Linked DNA regions of Homo sapiens: region 1 is linked to region 2. Evidence: chromatin loops called from intact Hi-C (ENCODE). Cell type or tissue: heart left ventricle. All regions are shown on one strand. Each heading gives the region's core, and the rest is flanking DNA. Links, peaks and the distances in the headings are about the cores only.

The links. Peaks named below come from ENCODE experiments on the same cell type or tissue, not always from the same donor. Only the 100,000 strongest peaks of a DNase experiment are listed, where the experiment ranks them.
Region 1: it touches region 2 in a loop (2.2-fold over the local background); 3 of 110 quality-filtered maps call a loop at or near these places.

Annotation. Positions count from the first base shown.
Region 1 is chr1:185,820,621-185,830,409 of GRCh38, forward strand. The region is part of intron 1 of HMCN1 (hemicentin 1); the gene reads left to right. Among named protein-coding and RNA genes, the nearest start is that of HMCN1, 91 kb to the left of the region's middle. RefSeq lists a silencer at 2,904-3,104. In heart left ventricle, for the core only: no CTCF peak of the experiment used is centred there; no DNase peak of the experiment used is centred there; H3K27ac peaks cover 469 bases.
Region 2 is chr1:186,189,667-186,199,455 of GRCh38, forward strand. It overlaps HMCN1 (hemicentin 1), which reads left to right. Exons shown (of 107, transcript NM_031935.3): 107 at 1-1,283. The coding sequence ends at 212. Among named protein-coding and RNA genes, the nearest start is that of PRG4, 100 kb to the right of the region's middle. In heart left ventricle, for the core only: no CTCF peak of the experiment used is centred there; no DNase peak of the experiment used is centred there.

The sequences.
Region 1 (9,789 bases), core at 503-8,502, 370 kb before region 2:
AACAGTCTAAAATATATTTAAACTTGTGGTGCATATTAGTCTTTAAAGCTTTGAGATTTAGAGGATTGGTATGATTAAAATCAAGCTGAAGGCCATTCGCTAAAAGCATCTGTCATCAGAGAGTACTTTATGGGAAACAATGTCAATAGAATATGTAATATTTTAGTGGTGTATAGCAATATTTTATGTCTGCAAAGCGCTTGCCATAAACTACAAGTGAAATGGACCATCTACCTCTACTGCCTTCAGATGGATGAAGATATTTGCTTATGTAGATATTAGAACACTCATTTTAATATGTGGATTTTGAATAGAGACATTTTCTTGATGAGTTCTAATCATCTAATTTTAAACATTTAGAAATCAGACACCTTTATTGATGAAAACATTATGTACCTGTAATATATATATATGTACATGTAATATATATATATCTATATATATGCTTATAAGTCACAGGATGTACTATTGCTGTAATATATTTTGTCAACTTTAAAGCAAAAGCTTAGAGATGGTTGAGATAAGTCAATAAGAGCACAAATGTCTTCATACAGATATTATTGTGTACCTTTTTGGTACATGTGCACCTCTCTGTAAAGACCACCAGTATAAAGGATTGCATTCTTTGGTATAACTTAAGGTACATACATTGAGAGGAATTCTGAAGAAGTTAGCTCTAAATTTTGATTTATCTTGTTTAAAGAGAATAATTATATGTCATTAGTTGTTGACATATGTTTGATGCAAGGGAAATGAATTGTCTTATTGGTAGAAAGGTTTAGGAAACTCATACTCGTATTCTGTCATATAATAATAGATGATGACTAAGCTTAAGGGTAGCATATTATAATCTCTACTGAGTTGCCAACAGTGATGGCCAATTTCTTATCACTAGCTTGTAACTCTTGGAATTAAATCATGTAACTCTTAAAATGTAATTCATATATCACATATATGAAAGTCTGATGACAATTATACTCATGTACTTGTATACTATGTTTCAGCTCTGGTCTGGCTCTGCTTTTTTAGACTTGCTGAGAGGTATGGAGCCAGTCTTGTATCTTACTTTTTGAGCCAAGGAAGACTTTAGAGCAAGGCCTGCTCATGGTTCTCTTCTGCTTGGTCAACTTGAAAAAAGGCTCAGTAAAGCCAAGGAGAAAGCTGGCATGGGGAATTGCCTTGGCAAGCAGTGGTGACTCTGCAGGCATGAGAGATAGTGTGCTTTGCCCTGGGAAATAAAGCTATTACCTGTTGATTGCTTTGCTTTAAAAAAAAAAAAAAAAGCTTTACAACAATAGAAGAACCTCAAATGAATATTGCTAAGTGAAAGAAGCCAATCTGAAAAGGCTATGTACTGTATGATTCCAACTACATAATCTTTGGGAAAAGGGAAAACTGTGGAGACGGTGAAAAGATCAGTGGTTGCCAGGGTTTGAGAGGAATGAACAGGTGGAGCACAGAGGATTCTTGGGGCAGTGAAATTACTCCATGTGGTAATATAATGGTAGGTATATGTCACTATACATTTGTCCAAACCCATACAGTGTACAACACCAAGAGGGGGAGCCCTAAGGAAAACAATAGACTAGTTGATAATGATGTGTCAATGTAGGTTCATCAGTTGTAACAAATGTACCACTCTGGTGGGGGATGTTGATAATGGCGGAGGTTGTGGGGCGGGGTGGGCAGGAGGTACATGGGAATCTCTGTTCCTTCATCCCAGTTTTGTTCTGAACCTAAAACTTCTCTGAAAAAACAGTCTTAAAACATAAAATAAGCTTTATGTTCTCCATCTTTCCAGGAAACTGAGAGGCCCCCAAAACACCCAAACTGAGTGTTCTAGCTCCTGCCTGCCTGATCAACATTCTTATACTAACTTGAAGGGTTTGATAATGTTAATGTAAATTAAATCAACTCCTTCCTCACACAGCTACATTAAAGTACTTGATTAAGTCTACTATGACTTCTAAGAGCGCATTCTGGCTGCCAGTAAATGTTTTGAAATAAAAGGTTAAATTTAAAATTTTTTCTATTATTATTTTGTTGAATATCAATTTTAGTGAGATTCAAGGGCAAAGTAGTTGCCTGGCAGGAGTTAATGCATCCAAAGTAAGTAGTTTTGCTGAGAATATAGGTTTTCTCATTTATGACTTTGTATTTTAAAAATTGATAGTGTTTTTCTCAGGAAAACATCCCTGTTTTGGGCAGGAAGTATCTTATTTGACTGATAATACTTCAGATTCAGGATTTTTTGTTTGTTGATGCTCCTTTTAGAAAACTTAGAAACTATATAAAATATAAATAACAAAACAAAATTAGCAAAATTTGAACAATCTCACTGTTAAAATTTGATATATTTCACTCATCTCCTCTTTCACTCTCCCTTCCTTTAACTTATCTCACTCTTTTTTTGTTTCAAATGAAAGTTATATGGGATATTTTACATTTTACTTTTTTCAGACATTATATCATGAGTATTTCTCTAAGGAATGAATACCAATAACATTATTGGTAAAATGTCACATATGGACCCAAATTTATTTCATTAACTCCTACTGACTATTAAATGATTTATTCCCTCTAAACTGGAAATTTTGAATAGATGTGATAATTTCTCCAGAGCAATGCGTTCTTGAGAAAGATCATTTTCTGGAAAAAGATAGTTCTTTTTCATAATCACCAGCAAAATTTTAAATATTTATATGCTGATATTTTCATGAGCTTTCTGTAATATACAAGGCAAACATGTAAAACAACTGTGAAAGTGTAGGCAACATATAAAAAAATTGTTCTTTGGTGTTTAAGGTAAAGTGTAAATAATGTTAATTTCATGGTAATAAATACTGACAGATTTTTTTTGTTATTTTTGATTTGGATGTCTCAATTGACTGCAAGTTTGATGTTGCCTCAGTTTACTACAGACTTCTGACAAAGATGCTTATTTTCATGACCAGTCGGTCATGAGCTTCCCAAGTGGCCATCTCTTGGCTTTGTGGTTTTAGTGAAATCCAAGTCAGCTCCACTGAGCTGTTCACATGACTGAATGCCAGAAGATAGACATGAAATACAATATCCTGTTCTGGAAAAATAAACCACCCAAAGGACCTGTGTGTCTTTCCTTATTTCTTTTTATTTATAACTTAAGAACTAAAATTTAAACAAGAAGCAGCATTTTGAATTCAGAACTGAAACAATACAGACTTCTAGAAATGAATAATTAAATTACCTAGGTTCATAGCGCAGTCAAGTGTGTTATATTTGTGTTGCTTTTCTAATGTGCGACTATTTCTACTTTTTATTTATTTCAAACATATCTGAGCACTTTGGAACTAACAGCAAGTAGATTTTTGTTTGTTTATTTTGTCACCATCATCACCATTCTATGGGGAACTGACATGGCATATTTCTGATAGAAATGGGAGTCTATTTAAAAATATTCTGTGCTTACTGTGAGACTTAGATGATAGGATATTTTTGTTAACTCACATGTCCTGAGTACTTGGCTTTATGCTTCAGCTTGTTTAATACTCTGAATAACCCTGACAAGGTCTCTTCTAAAGATGAGGAATCTGAGGCTAAAAGAGTTGCCCAAATGGTTTAAGATGCTAGTAAGTGGTTAAACAAGATTGGAGCTCAAGCTGTCTCCTTCAAAGGCTATGTGTATAACCACTAAACTTATTAACCCAGACAAAAGCAATCTCCTCTTTCTCTAAACTCTTGTGGCTTTGTTTGTACCACACGTATCTCACACAGTCTGTTTGTCATTAATTTGTTATGTTTACCTTCTGACTAAATCATAGGCTTTTTGGGGTCAGAGAATTCTCAAATTGTGTAACCCTGTAAATATACCCTCTCTGCAAGCTACACAATGCCTTCTGATAAGATACTAATAAACACTCAGGTATTAATATCCTACGCTAAGCTCTGGTTAGATTATCGGGGAGAATGGACACTATATTGGTTGTAGGCATAACCACAATTGAAACTATGAAGACTTTTGGAGTTTTCATGGGGAAGGGGCTCACTTTTATTGCATGTCTACTATATGTATTACTTTACATACTCTGTACCATTCAATTCTAAGCAATCTGTCAGAATCTTACAGATAAAGAAACTGAGGTTCAGAGAGATTAAATAACTTGCCATAGTAACTAGCAAAACCAGAACTGGTATTCATGATTGTTTTATTCGATAGCCTGTGGTTTTTTCAAACTTTTTTATTCCATCAGAGCAATATATTTATTTTGTTAAAACACTAAAATAGTATAGAAATCTTTCTGAGCAAGAGTTAACACTAAGGTTAACTCTATTATTGCGGCCAAAGATAGAGAAAGAAATAAGTGGAGCATTGATATCTAATGATTACTATAATGGCTGATGTACTCCTTAAGGAAAGAGTTTTATTGCCATCATTATATTAGATTTTAATATAATAGAAAGTAAAAACAAGAAATTGTTCAGAATGTTGTTAAGACTCAATAAATACTTATTGAACATCTATGTGTTAGGAACTATGCTAGTTGTTTACACAGATATTAGCCAAACAGAAACGCTGAGGAGGGGTACTTCCAAGTGTATTTTACACAAAGCATACACCAAAGCTGAGAGTTAAGTAACTTGTCCAAATTCACACCACTAATAATGTAGAAGTAGTATAATAGCAAAGGTCTTCACTTTAAATTCAGTGCTTTTTCTATTATGTCTGGTTTTAGTGCTGTATTTAGGGGGTAACTTTTAAAAAATTTAATAAAACTTTATTTTGAAAGAAGGAATGATTTGTGCAGTGCTTTCTTCGTTTCGGATGCCAAGAAAGTATGGTAGCAAGTGCTAACTTCTATTTGTAAATGTGTCTGAAATATTGTGTGTCTGGAGTTTTCATAAATGTAGCAAGCTCAAAAAGTACATGAAATAATGATAATCAATTCTGCCCAAAACAAAGAATTTGTAATCTTACTCTCAAATTGTTTGTCACTTGAATTCTTGTCTGTTTGTCATTATATTTATGTTACCTTTATTCAAAGTTTACATTTTAGGTAGGGGGTAGATCAACATTCTTCATCTTTGTCAAATTCATTGGCAGGCAAATTTATGGTAGTGTTTGGCCAGTTGCTTAGGGGACAAAACCAAACAGCATATTGATTGTGTTATGTTGGGCTTTGTGGTTTTACAGCTTAGGAAATCCAGTTCTTGTTTAATAGCATGCAACCATTTCTGTTCTAAAAGGTTTTTCTCTTACATATTACTAGTGGTTTAAAAAAGTATTTGGAGGAGACGAAAGAAATTTAGATTCCAAAACAAAGAAATAATACAATCTAATCAGGGATTATTTTGTTTCTATAAAAACTAAATATTTAAAAGTTATCTTGGGAGAATGAGAATTTATTTGAGTGGGGTTCAGAGTAAAGACAAATCTGGGCTGTGCTATTCATTTGTAAAATGAAGATAATACCCAACTTGCAGGGCTATTTTGAGGCATATACAATAAAGTAGTTTTATGTGTTTTACAGTGCCAGACACAAAGTAGATGGTTATTATTGTTTCCTTGTATTTCCAATTCAATTCCTGAATGTATAAAACATGGATTTTGAGGATATTCGATTAAGACAAAAATTAAAGAATTTAGGATAGAATGTCTGATTTGAATGTGGTAGTTTAAAGTCACATTATCACCTCATCTTCGCAGAAATTATCCAAAGCAACAAGGTAAATGAAAAACAGAAATTTAAACAACCATATTTGGTGATGCTAAAAGACTGCTAAACTCCAGATCCTCCCAAAGGAGGAATGTCTTCCCAAGGCAGTAGACGTTGTAGATTAGGATGAGGAGATGGAAAACAGTGGAGGCAGTGCAACAGCTGTGCAGCTACGAGACAGCCATTTATGAAGATGAGGGATACACACTGAGATGCAATTTCTGAGCTCCATTATTATAACAGGACAAACTAGGTGCACCAACTTTCTCAGACCCAGTTGGTTCTGAGCAGTAAAAAAGATGGGCCAACCACATGAAAACATAGACCAGTCTTCATTGGTTGAGCAAACAGCCAGTCTTCATTGCAGTAGAGAAAGGATAGTTTACATTAAGAAAACCATCTCAACTACCATGTCCATTGATTGAGGAAGTGTAAAAAGGAAATAAATACACAATCAAAATCCTACATCACAGGAAAAATTGCCCTTAGCCTGGAATATGTCTCCATTCCCTTCGCCACATGAACTTCCAACAAATAGCTGGTACAGAAAAAACTCACCAGTTTCAATACTATATGATACCAAAAAGGATTAGCCTAAGATCTTTTTTTAAAAAATTGCTTGGGAGGCCAAGGTGGGCGGATCACGAGGTCAGAAGATCGAGACCATCCTGGCTGACACAGTGAAACCTTGTCTCTACTAAAAATAAAAAAAATTGGCTGGGCGTGGTAGCGCCTGTAGTCCCAGCTACTCGGGAGGCTGAGGCAGGAGAATGGCATGAACCCGGGAGGCAGAGCTTGCAGTGAGCCGAGATCATGCCACTGCACTCCAGCCTGGGCGACAGAGCAAGACTCCATCTCAAAAAAAAAAAAAAAAAGAAAAAAAATTGCAAGAAAAATATGAGGAAATGAAGAGGGAAACCAAAAGCTCAGGAGAAAATAATAGCTAAACAAAACAAAGTAGTGTGCCATGAAAGAGATGAAAATTGTTACTGAACATTGTGCTATAAATTTAAAAATAAAGTAAAACAAAACTTTAAAGAAATAAGTGTGTTTATGAAGGATGAATGCCAATAAAAAATAAAAGAACTCAGAGAAGAGATGGTAGGTGAACAGTGGTCTCAAAGAAATGGACAGGAAAAATAAAACCACTACAGAAATCAAGGAAAAGTTGGCAGGAGCACAAGAAAGAATAAACACTGCTGAAATATAGCAAAGACCTTGAGAGAGGATGAATATGAGGAAAGTGAGCAAAATGAAAGAGAAATTTAAGAGTTTTAAAAGATTAGACAGAAAATGGTAGGTAGCTATAGAAGACAGGCAAAGGAAATCAAGTATGCACATTTTTGGAGTCACGAATAAAAATGAAAATTATGTCACAAAATAAATATTTAAAGATATAAATTAAGATAATTTCCCTAAGTTAAGGAAGACTTGAATTTACATGTTGAAAGGCATACTAAATCCAATGGAAATTGCCCCAGTGCCATAAACATAAAAACATATCCAAGTAAAATTCAGAGATAATGAAAGACTCCCTTGGGTGGCCAAGAAGAATGTCTCTTGTAGGAGAAATAGATTAATGTGATCTTGAACTACTTTAGAACACACTGAATGCTAGAAAATAATGGAGCAAAATCTATGTGTTGAGTGTGACTCAAGAATTTTATAACCAGCAAAAATGTTGTTCAAATACAGAGGCAATAGCAAACAATTTTGAACACGCACAACTTAGGGAATATTGTTTACATGAAATATCAGGAAATTTTTAGAAGAAAAGTTAAGCAAGAGGTGTCTAAAAAGTATACAACAAAAATACTAACCATGAGCATTGGATTTATGCAATTCTTTGACTAAGACTAAAATATGGGGATTAGGGTAACAGAACAGACTGTAATGCAAATTGTACTGATAATAAAAGTAATAAGCCTTATAAAAATGGATAAAACAGGGAAAGAAAGTGGAAGCATAGTAAATACATGTATTTTAAATGCAAATTTAAAATAAGTGAGGGTCATGGTCTTGATGTTAAACAAAACAAAAATAACACTTTATAAAGATTGAGACATTCACAGTGAAAATAAAGCAGTGAAATGTATCTATGTACTAACAACATCAACATTCATAGAACAAAACAATAACAGAAGATATAGAAACATATTAGAGTAAGAGACTTGAATTTTCTTCCATAGTTGATGACAGATAGAAGACAGAAATATCTACATCTATAGAAGACCTGGTTAATATAATTAATACACATCTAACTGATGTATAGAACATTGTTTCCTGAAAACACAATACTTCTTTTCAAGTAGCCATGGAGTGTTAACAAGAGTCAATCCTATACAGCACCACAAGGAAAAGTGCACTCATCACAATGAAATAAAACTAGAAATTAATAACAAGGGAGGTAAATTTTTTAAAAACTTCATCAAATTTAAAAATCTCTCTTAAACTCATGTCAAACAGGAAACCCAACCTAAATTTTCTAAAATTTAGAAAACAAAGGTAATATAAACATGACATATCAGAATCTATGGGATATAGATAAAACTCTCAGAAGAAAAGTATACCCTTAGTACTCTGAGTAGTGAATTAGGAAGTAAGAAGAAAACAACAAAATTAACCTATGCAAAGCAAAATGAAGTAATAAAGCAGAAATAGATGAATTAGAGATAAAAAGAAGTACTTCTTCTTTGGGAAACTAAACTATTAGTTAATAAAATAAAATGTACAGTACACAAATACACCATGTAAAAAAGGATCATAGGGAAACTATCTTGAAATGCTGAAAATTTAGTCATAAAAGATTTTGTTTACTAAACTCAAGGTGAACAATTTGAAAAATTGAATAAGATGGTTAAATTTCTTGAGAGAGATGATTTTCTAAAAGACTCCAAAGCATACAGAAAATACAATTGAAGCCTGGGCATGGTGGCTCACACCTGTAACCCCAGTACTTTGTTTCATTTTTTTTTTCTAAAAAAAATAAAAGGGGGATACGTGTACAGAACGTGCAGGTTTGTTATATGGTATACATGCGCCATGGTGGTTTGCTGCACCTATTGACCTGTCTGTCCTCTAAGTTCGCTCCCCTCACCCCTTACCCCCCAACAGGCTGTGGGGTGTGTCATTCCCCCCTCTGTGTCCATTTGTTCTCAATGTTCAACTCCCACTTATGAATGAGAAAATTCGGTGTTTGGTTTTCTATTCCTGTGTTAGTTTGCTAAGGATGATGGCTTGTAGCTTCATCCATGTCCCTGCAAAGGACATGATCTCATTCCTTTTTATGGCTGCATAGTATTCCATGGTGTATATGTGCCACATTTTCTTTATCCAGTCTATCATTGGTGGGCATTTGGGTTGATTCCATGTATTTGTTATTGTAAATAGTGCTGCAATAAACATGTATGTGCATGTGTATAGTAGAATGATTTATAATCCGTTGGGTATCTACTCAGTAATGGGATTGCTGGGTCAAATGGTATTTCTGGTTCTAGATCCTTGAAGAATCACCATACTGTCTTCCACAGTGATTGAACACTCCCACCAACAGTGTAAAAGCATTCCTATTTCTCCACAGCCTTGCCAGAATCTATTGTTTCCTGACTTTTTAATAATCACCATTCTGACTGGTGTGAGATGGTATCTCATTGTGGTTTTGATTTGCATTTATCTGATGATTAGTGATGTTGAGCTTTTTTTCATGTATTTTTTGGCTGCATAAATGTCTTCTTTGGAGAAGTGTCTATTCATATCCTTTGCCCACTTTTTGATAGAGTTGTTTGTTTTTTTCTTGTAAATATGTTTAAGTTCCTTGTAAATCCTGGATATTAGACCTTTGTCAGATGGGTAGATTGCAAAAATTTTCTCTCATTCTGTAGATTACCTGTTCACTCTGATGATAGTTTCTTTTGCTTTGCAGAAGCTCTTTAGTTTAATTAGATATCATGTGTCAATTTTGGCTTTAGTTGCAATTGCTTTTGGCGTTTTTGTCATGAAGGCTTTGCCCGTGCCGTATGTCCTGAATGGTTTTGCCTAGGTTTTCTTCTAGGGTTTTTATGGTTTTGGGTTTTACATCGAAGTTTTTAATCCATCT
Region 2 (9,789 bases), core at 659-8,658:
GGACAACTTTCCTCATGGTAGATGAGGAACAGACTGTTCCTTTTGCCTTGAGGGATGAAAACCTGAAAGGAGTGGTGTATACAACACGACCACTACGAGAAGCAGAGACCTACCGCATGAGGGTCCGAGCCTCATCCTACAGTGCCAATGGGACCATTGAATATCAGACCACATTCATAGTTTATATAGCTGTGTCCGCCTATCCATACTAAGGAACTCTCCAAAGCCTATTCCACATATTTAAACCGCATTAATCATGGCAATCAAGCCCCCTTCCAGATTACTGTCTCTTGAACAGTTGCAATCTTGGCAGCTTGAAAATGGTGCTACACTCTGTTTTGTGTGCCTTCCTTGGTACTTCTGAGGTATTTTCATGATCCCACCATGGTCATATCTTGAAGTATGGTCTAGAAAAGTCCCTTATTATTTTATTTATTACACTGGAGCAGTTACTTCCCAAAGATTATTCTGAACATCTAACAGGACATATCAGTGATGGTTTACAGTAGTGTAGTACCTAAGATCATTTTCCTGAAAGCCAAACCAAACAACGAAAAACAAGAACAACTAATTCAGAATCAAATAGAGTTTTTGAGCATTTGACTATTTTTAGAATCATAAAATTAGTTACTAAGTATTTTGATCAAAGCTTATAAAATAACTTACGGAGATTTTTGTAAGTATTGATACATTATAATAGGACTTGCCTATTTTCATTTTTAAGAAGAAAAACACCACTCATTTTATAAAATATAGTACAGCTACTATAAGGCTTGTTTGATCCCAAATGGTGCTTATCTTGATTGAACATTCAGAACAAGGATATTATTTTCAGTGATTTTGTGAGATCAGCTGAACCACTTATGATAATAATAATAAAAAAGACTGCTTTGCCCTCACGTCAGTTGTACATGGCATGGAACTTTAAAAATTTTAATATAAACTTTCATCCAGTTAGCTTCATAACTTTTACGTTCCAGAATTTTGTTTATTTTCCTGTCAATGAAAGCAATTTTTAAAGATACCAGTGGGACAGATTTGGTTTTTTAAAAATCTCATGTGTTCAAATTAACATAAATATTACACGTCAATACACTGTACATGGTGGTAATAGACTCTAAGCAATTGCCAAGATGTATTCTATTTTTATGAAGTGTATATATATTACCTTAGTGTGCATTTTCTATATAATATCTTGATGGACTCTTTTATAAAATTATTTTATAAAAAACAATGTTACACTAAAATCAGCCTAAATAAATTTTCACAACTTTTTTTCATAACCTTTTGAAGAACCTAAAATTCGTTTCCTTGCAGCTAAAACAGGGATTAAATTTAAAGTCGTACACGTAAACAGACACACAATCATGAGACCCCTTGAGAGAGAGGTAGTATTACTCACATTGTATAGGTCAGGATCCTAGGACAGAGGTAACTTATGTAACTTCCTTAAGACAGGACAGCTAGTGAGTGGCAGAAATGTCATACCTTCCCTGTCATGACTCCCACTGCATGAGTTTTTTCATCTACCTAAACAGCATTTTTTATATCTTATCTCAAGTGAATTCATCTTGTGTGATATTAAACTAGTGAAGGCCTAATTGTGACCTATGATTGAAGGATTTTTAACCTAGAAACACGTTATTCAAAGAAACCTGGAAAAAAATATCCACTCCATAGTCCAGCTGTCAGGCAAGTGATTGACTAAATCAGTGTTTACCAAAGACTGTTCTACAGAATACTAGTCTAGTACAGGTGTTTTTAGTCACAAGCATTCTATGATCAAACAAGTTTGAAAAATACTACATAACATATCCTCCTATTAAAGATTATCTATCGACACTAACAAAGAAACTTTTAGAAGTTCTGCAGTGAACAGGATGAATTTATTCAAGCCAACATTTTCTGAAAGATTTAATCCCAAATCTTTTTTCCCTAATACATTATCTCACTGAACACTTGGGGAAATGCTGATGTAATACAGTCAAGACGTCTGCTTCATGCCTAAATCCTTAGAAAGGACATTTTTATAACTAAGTACTTTGGTAAACAACTCCAACACCTGACCCTGATCATTGAGCTTCTTTCTAAAATTAAACCACATTAGTTTTGCTCATTTCCTCTGTGCAATATTCTACAAGCATAGAAATTGACAGGACAGTGACCAGACACGAGCTACTGCATAGTCATTAGTAGGAACAAACTTCTGGTTACTACAGTATTTGATTTGGAAATTCCTATTTGGGGAGCCAGAAGATCCAGCCAGAGTCTTGACTTTAACCAAGTACTTCTGACAACATTTCCTTGAAATTTATCTTAAGCATGCCAGTGGTTGAGCAGAGGTAGGCAATGAGATCAATCACCAACCCTGAAAGTTCCCTTAGGATACACGGCAGGGTGGGGAAACCCTCCTTCATGACATCTAGCAGAGCTGCGAGGAGCAAACCTTCATCTTGTATATTGCTATGACAGTCCTCTGAGCCTGCAAATTCCACAGATACACTAGATAGGATGACTAGCAGAAAGGGGAAGGTCTCCAAAGGAAGGAAACCAAGAGAGCAAATGAGAGATCTAATGGGTAATCTTTGACTCACATACATTCAATCCCTTATACGCCAAATGAAGTCTACCTACAGTATAATTACTTAATCCGATATTAACCTAAACAGAAGTGTGATCTACACCAACAGTCAACATACTTTTTTCTATGAAGATACAGACAGTAAATATCTTAGGCCCTTTAAGCCATGTGGTCTCTGTGGCTACTACTCAAGTCTGCTGTTTAGCATGAGAGCAGCCGTGGATGGCACATAAACATGTGCTCCAGTAACACTTTATTTACAAAATCTGGCTGGATTTAGCCTGCAGGTCATAGTTTACCTCTGATCTACAAACTGGGTATAAATCTTTTTATCATTCACAACAGCCCAATCTGAGCTCAGAGCACACATGATAGTCAAGGCTCTGACCAGTTTTGTAGTAGGCTGCTGGCCTCAGCACGTGCAAGCCTTCCACATCTCTAAAACCTGTTCTCAAGCTTTACATTAACCCAGCTGCAGACTTAGCTGTTAGGCTGGCAGTCATATCCAAGCCCCACTCTCCCTTCATAAATGCACACATGCACACAGGAGCATGCTTTGCAGGGTAGGATAACAGCACATTTACCAGAACTTACCATTTCACATTTCAGTTCATCTGAGTGAGTCAGGTAGGCCAAAGATTGACACTCCTAAAATACAGACCCATTTGTCCGGCTGGTTACCTGACATTTTCACTTGGCTCCTTAACTAACTCACTCAGACTTACACATCCAGCATATGGTTGATCCAAACCCCAACCACATATCTCCTGCTCTCTAGCAGCTGTCTAGTTGCAGTGGGCATGTGACTCCATTCTGTCCAATAAGATGTAAGCAGAAATCGCTTTAAAAGGGGTAGTCTTTGTGGCATACCAGTTTGGCCTGTGTTTTTCAATCTTTCCATACTCAGAATGTGGACAGAGATTTGCCAAGCATCTTGCAACAATGGGGCAACCACCCTGAGGATGAGAAGGGAGGAAGGGAGGGAGGGAGGGAGGGGAGGAGGAGGGGAGGGAGAAGGGAAGGAGGAAGGGAGGGAGGGAGGGGAGGTAGAGGGGAGGGAGAAGGGAAGGAGAAAGGAGGGGGAGGGGAGAGGATGGGGGAGGGGGTGCTGAAACCTTTTATATGACTTTGTTGAACCACTCTGCAGCACTGGAATAACTACCCCAGGACTTGTAATCGTTTGAGTCTAAAATCTCCTTACTTAAACAATTATTTGTTGGACTGTCTCTATTTACAGCTGAATACCTGAATGCCTACCGAATGATCCTCCAAACCTTTTCCTACCCTAGTCTTTCCTAACTATATTAATTGTACTACCATTCATCTAATCACCCCAACTGAAGCCCTGGGATTCACTAACTTCTCACCACCTAAAATGTACACATTCAGTCCATCAAAATAGAAGTCTCCGTCTCCCCTGCTACCATCCTAGGCATACCATTGTCACATGATGCACTCCTACCCAAGTTCCTCCGCCACTCCTGCTCTGCTGTACTCCATTTTCTACAAGACTGGTCTTTTAAAAACACCTATCAGATCACATCACTCCATCAATAACTCTCCATTCTTCTTTCCTTTTATAACCTAAATGTGTTAGATGATCTAGTTTCTCCCTACTATGTCAGCTTAGGTAAGCTGGAACTACATTTCCTGTCTCTGAAAGTTTCAGAGCATAGGCCACATGAGACATGTAGCATGAGATTTGAAAAGTATAAGTGAAGCTGCAGCCACATTGCTTTTACACTTGGAAAGTCACTGCAGGGGTACCAGGTACTGTTGCAAGTCATGGACCCCATCATTATCTGCTAGCTCCTCTCGGTGGATCAGGACAATGGTGGCCCCACAGCCATTCTACTTCCCACTGGATCCTTCATCTTCTACAATCCCTGAGCTAGATGTGTGTCTACACCTGTAACAAAGAACCCCAGCTTTTCCTGCATGAGACCTACATCATTGAAGTTGGAAAATTAAAGATGGTGAAAGATTGCTATGGACAGAATTGTCTCCCCCAGATGTATACGTAGAAGACCTAACCCTCAATGTGACTGCATTTGGAGATAAGGCCTAAGGAGTAACTAAGGTTAAATGAGGTCATAAGGGTGGGTAGGATTAGTGCCCTTATAAGAAGAGACACCAGAGATCTCTCTCTCTCATGTGATGACACAGTGAAAAGGCAGCCACCTGCAAGCCAGAAAGAGTGCTCACCAGAAACCAAACCCTGCCAGACCTTGACTTGGGCTTCCCAGCCTCCAGACCTGTAAGAAAATACATTTCTGCTGCATAAGCTGCGCAGTCACTTGTACTTTGTGATGGCAGCTGAGCTGACTCATACAGAGACCAGCACAGGTTCTAGTCCATCATGGGTTCTATCCATGTTTGTGGGTTTCAGTTCCTCTCATGGATTATTTTAGTGAAAATGGAGAGCACAATAGGGTTGCCTGCTTGCTTCTAAGTGCACTGAAGAAAGAAAATAATGAGCTCAGGGCTTTATTCCCAACACAAAAGGGAAATGAAGTAGAATGGTGACCCAAAAGAAATCTTTATCTCTTATAACTGCAGGGCTAAGGTTTCCAAACACACACATACACACACACACACACACACACACACACACACACACAAACTAATCCTGAGAGTGGCTGAATTACGATGCGAGTTAAATTCCCAGCCCCATGATGCCTCTTATGATAAAGTTAGGACATGGATTGAAAAAGAAGTATGGCCCTAAAATTTGGGATGGAGACATATGAGAAGATTCTGATGAAGCTGGAAACCTTGAACTCCAAATTTGATATGTTTTCCTTGCCAACAGCTTTCCCTCTTCTCTGAATTTAGTCTTCCTTGCCTAAATAACCTGTAATGGCCTCTCTTGAGGTCTGTTGCAAAAGACAGATGATCCTCTCTGGAACTGTCCCCATTACCCCTTATTGCTCCTAGACCTACAGCCAGACTCATGTCTGTGGAATCCAATAACAAAAAAGAAACAAAGCATATATTTTATATATCTTTTTCATTTTACTTTTCTAGTTATTTGTATTATATTCTATGAAAGTAACCATCTATAATAGACTACAACTTAAAAAAAAAACAGATTGGAACTTAAAAAAAATTACCAAAGGTAATTTGAAAAACATTGCATGGCACAACACCACGAACTAAAGATTATAAGCCAGTATTTCACAGAGAGGGAAGCTGAAGCTCAGAGATTAGATAACTAGCTGCAGAGTCATCACTAGTAGGAGATGCAGAGTTAAGATTTGGACCCAAGTCCATCTGACTACAAAACCTAACACTTGCCAATACTCTGAATAAGGAAACTCCTCTTAATCTGTTCAGAAACATCTGCTTACTTCCAACCGTTACCACTGAAGTATGAAGGTGACCATACTGCTCAGCTTGGTGCTTCGTCAAAGTGCCTTCAAGTCCTCAGGTCTCCCAATACACTGGGACATCAGCTCTGAAGATTAGTGTGGTTGCAGATATTACTTATCCTTCAGAACCAACTGTTGGAGTTCAGCTATGCATACTCTAGGGGTTTGGTCTAACATTTTGTTAACAGTTTCTGAATTCCTCTGATGAATCTGAAGGAATGAGATGTGATGTCAAAAAAAGTTTTTAGCACTCCACCTTCTCTATGCAGGAGGTTGAGGTTTTACAGTCATGATTAAGTCAACTGAAATCACAGAGAAAGACTGACAATCAGTTGGTTATTTATCTGGAAGGTCTCAAGACCTGAGTCACTGTAGCCCTCACAAACAATCACCTGCAGTGGCTCCCCTTATCCAGGGTAATCCCAGATTTCCCCATAACTGGACCCCAGCTTACCTTTTCAGTATTTATGTCATAATAATTCTGTTGTATGTACCCTGTTTTCCATGTAATGATACCACACATTTTCCATAATCCAGGTTTTCTTCTATTTTTACATGTTAGAATGTTCTCCTTTCCAATTCCACATACTCATTTCTCGCCATCTTCAAAGCCCTATTTAATGCCACATCTTCCATAGAGTCTTCCCTAATCTTTTAAACAAAAGGTCTCTCTTCCATCTCTTAAGTCAGTCTATCTCCGTACCTCTCATTTGGCACTTCTTACCTTCTGCTTTGTATTATGGTTGCTTGGCACATGCATTTTCTTGTCTACTAGACAGCAAGAGCCTTGAATCCAGTTCATCCATTATCCTGCACTGCTCTTAGCATGGAGCATTCTAACTAATATTTACCCCACACACTAAGTGCAAGGATGACTGACTAATCAATGGATTAAGATAAAAAGAAACCCAAACTTTATCATGATTGATATGGTTTGGCTCTGTGTTCCCACCCATATCTCACCTTGAATTTTAGTAATTCCTACATGTCAAGGGCAGGACCAGGTGGAAATAATTGAATCATGGGTGTGGTTCCCCCATGCTGTTCTCACGATAGAGAATTCGTTCTCACAAGATCTCATGGTTTTGTAAGGGGCTTCCCCCTTTGCTCGGCTTTCATTCTGTCTCTTGCCACCCTGTGAAGAGGTGCCTTCCACCATGATTGTAAGTCTCTTGAGGCCTACCCAACAATGCGGAACTGAGAGTTTATTAAACTTCTTTCCTTTATAAATTACCCAATCTCAGGTATTTCTTCATAGCAGCTTGAGAACGGACTAATACAATGATCAAAGCAATCCATAGGTTCAATCATTCATCCATTTATTTATTCAAAAAGTATAGACTGAATGTCTACTATGTGCTGGGCTCACTGATAAACATGAGAAATCCAAACATTTAAAGATATTTATAGCCCAGTGAGAATTCATATGTAAAAATAAACAATTATAAATTATTATAGTAATTACAATAGAAGTCAGTACAAAGTACAATGGAAAGATAGGGAACAGAGTCCTAAGTCCACCTGAGAGAAGCAGAAAAGAGTCCACATTTCAGAGAGTAAGGAGGACAAAAGGACGTAAGACACACCCTTTCCTTTAAGAAAATTTCTCAGAAATTCCCACACAATATTGTTATTTATATTTCATGAGCAAGAACTTAATAGATAGAAGAAAAGCAGAGAAAGATAGTTTTTTGGTTGAACTCCATGCTCTGTTCTATGAAGAAGAAAAGACAACTAGGAATCTGCTACAAGGTGCTGCAAGAACTGGAAATGGGTACCAGAAAGAGGGGGAAGGGGTTCCTTCTTCCCAAACTGTGAAAGAATGGGGGAGATGTTTGATGACAGAGGAAACACTGGGTCTATCTGTTTTGTTTTTAATATAAGAAAGAGCCAAAGGCTATAGGGTGATTAAAGATAAAGGAAAGAGAGAGTAGAGCAATATTCTAAAAGACATGAAAAGATTTTACTCTAAAGCATAGAAAGGGGGATAATAGATGAACAAGAGGAGTTGACTTAGTCTTCTAGGGCTGCCATAACAAAATACCACAGACTGGGTGGCTTAGACAACAACATTTATTTACTCACAGTTCTGGAGGCTGGAAGTCCTAGATCAAGGTGTTGGCAGGTTTGGTTTTTCCTGAGATCTTGCTCCTTGGCTTACAATGGCCGCCTTCTCACTGTCTTCCTATGGCCTCTCTGTGCCCCCACATCTCTGATGTCTCTTCCTCTTCTACAGGGACACCAGTCTTACTCACATAGGACCACACCCTTATGACTGCATTTAACCTTTATTACCTCCTTAAAGGCCCTATCCCCAAATAACCTCACTTTGGAAGTAGGGCTTCGACAGATGAATTTTGGGAGGACACAATTCAGTCCATCACAGGAGTAAATGGCAGAAAGAACATAAGTATAGGTGAAGTGGAGGTTGGTTGTCAAGATTGTGTGCAAAATAAAGCCATATGCTGAGGGTTTGAGAGTTTAGGATGGGGTAAATTTTTGTGATAGCTCCTATGGAAAATAGAAGATGGAGCGAATTAGAAACATCTAAAGGATGACTTAGCAGAGACAGAGGTCCAGCTGACATTGAAAAATCAAACATTTCTGGCTCCAATGCATTCATGTGACTCTCAGTATTCAATCAGTACCCAATGGCCTGCATGAAAACACACAAGAAAACAAAAACATAGATAAGTTGATGCAGAACTAAAGATTTGCAGGATTTGAGAGAGGAGAGACACTGCCAAACTCAAGTAAGGATGTATGGAATGACAATTGTGCTACAAATAAATATATCTGTCACTATGAAGACAAGAAGTTAAGGGAGTTCATATTAGTTCACACTAGATGGTCTCTATCTTTTCTGTGAAATAGAGGTCAAAACAAAGGTAGCAATTTGAAATTGGGGGTTTGAGAAGAAGAATTAAGTTGTGAAACCACAGGTAAGAAGAGTCAGAAAAAGACTTCACAAGGCATCTGTACTAAAATCGGCAAATGTTGCTAAGAGAATAATAAAGATCAGATAACTTGAATATTTACTGACAATGGCATGTATAAGTGTATACAGAGTGGAGAATGTACGTGGTTCAGTTTGTCCATAATCCAAACTTCTGAGTAGGTAAAGTGCAGGGAAGTTGGGACGATGGAGTTGATGATGCTACTGAGAGTCATGTCTGAAAAAATGGATGGTGGATTCTAGGCCAGCAACAACTAAAACCAAGAAATGAATAACAGACCGAAAAAGCAAACATTAAAGGCCTGAAGACACATTCATTTACCCATTGTAAAACTCTTTTCTTTTTAACAGATTTAATTGGGTGTATAATTTTAAAACCATGTATTTTTCATCTTAAGTATAAAATGCAATGTTTGTAAAATTCACAGAGTTGTACAACTATCACCACAATCTAATTTTAGAGTGTTTCCATGACTCCAAAAAGATCCATCATGTTCATTTGCAGTCATTCCCTGATTTTATCTCTAATCCTAGACAACCACAAGTCTATTTTCCATCTCTATATAGACTTTCCCTTTCTGGACTTTTCATATAAATGCAATCATAAAATATATGGTCTTTTATGTCTGGCTATTTCCATTTAGCAGAACATTCTTGACGTTTATCCATGTTATATTTTTTTCTTTATTGCTGAATTGTGTTCCATTGTGTGGCTACATCATTTTTAAAAATTTTTATTTTAATATTTTGTAGAACTAGGGTCTCACTGTGTTGCCAGGCTGGTCTTGGACTCCTGGCCTCAACTGGTCCTCCCACCTTGGCCTCCCAAGTGCTGGCATTACAGGCGTGAGCCACTGCATCCAGCCATATAAGACTCTTAT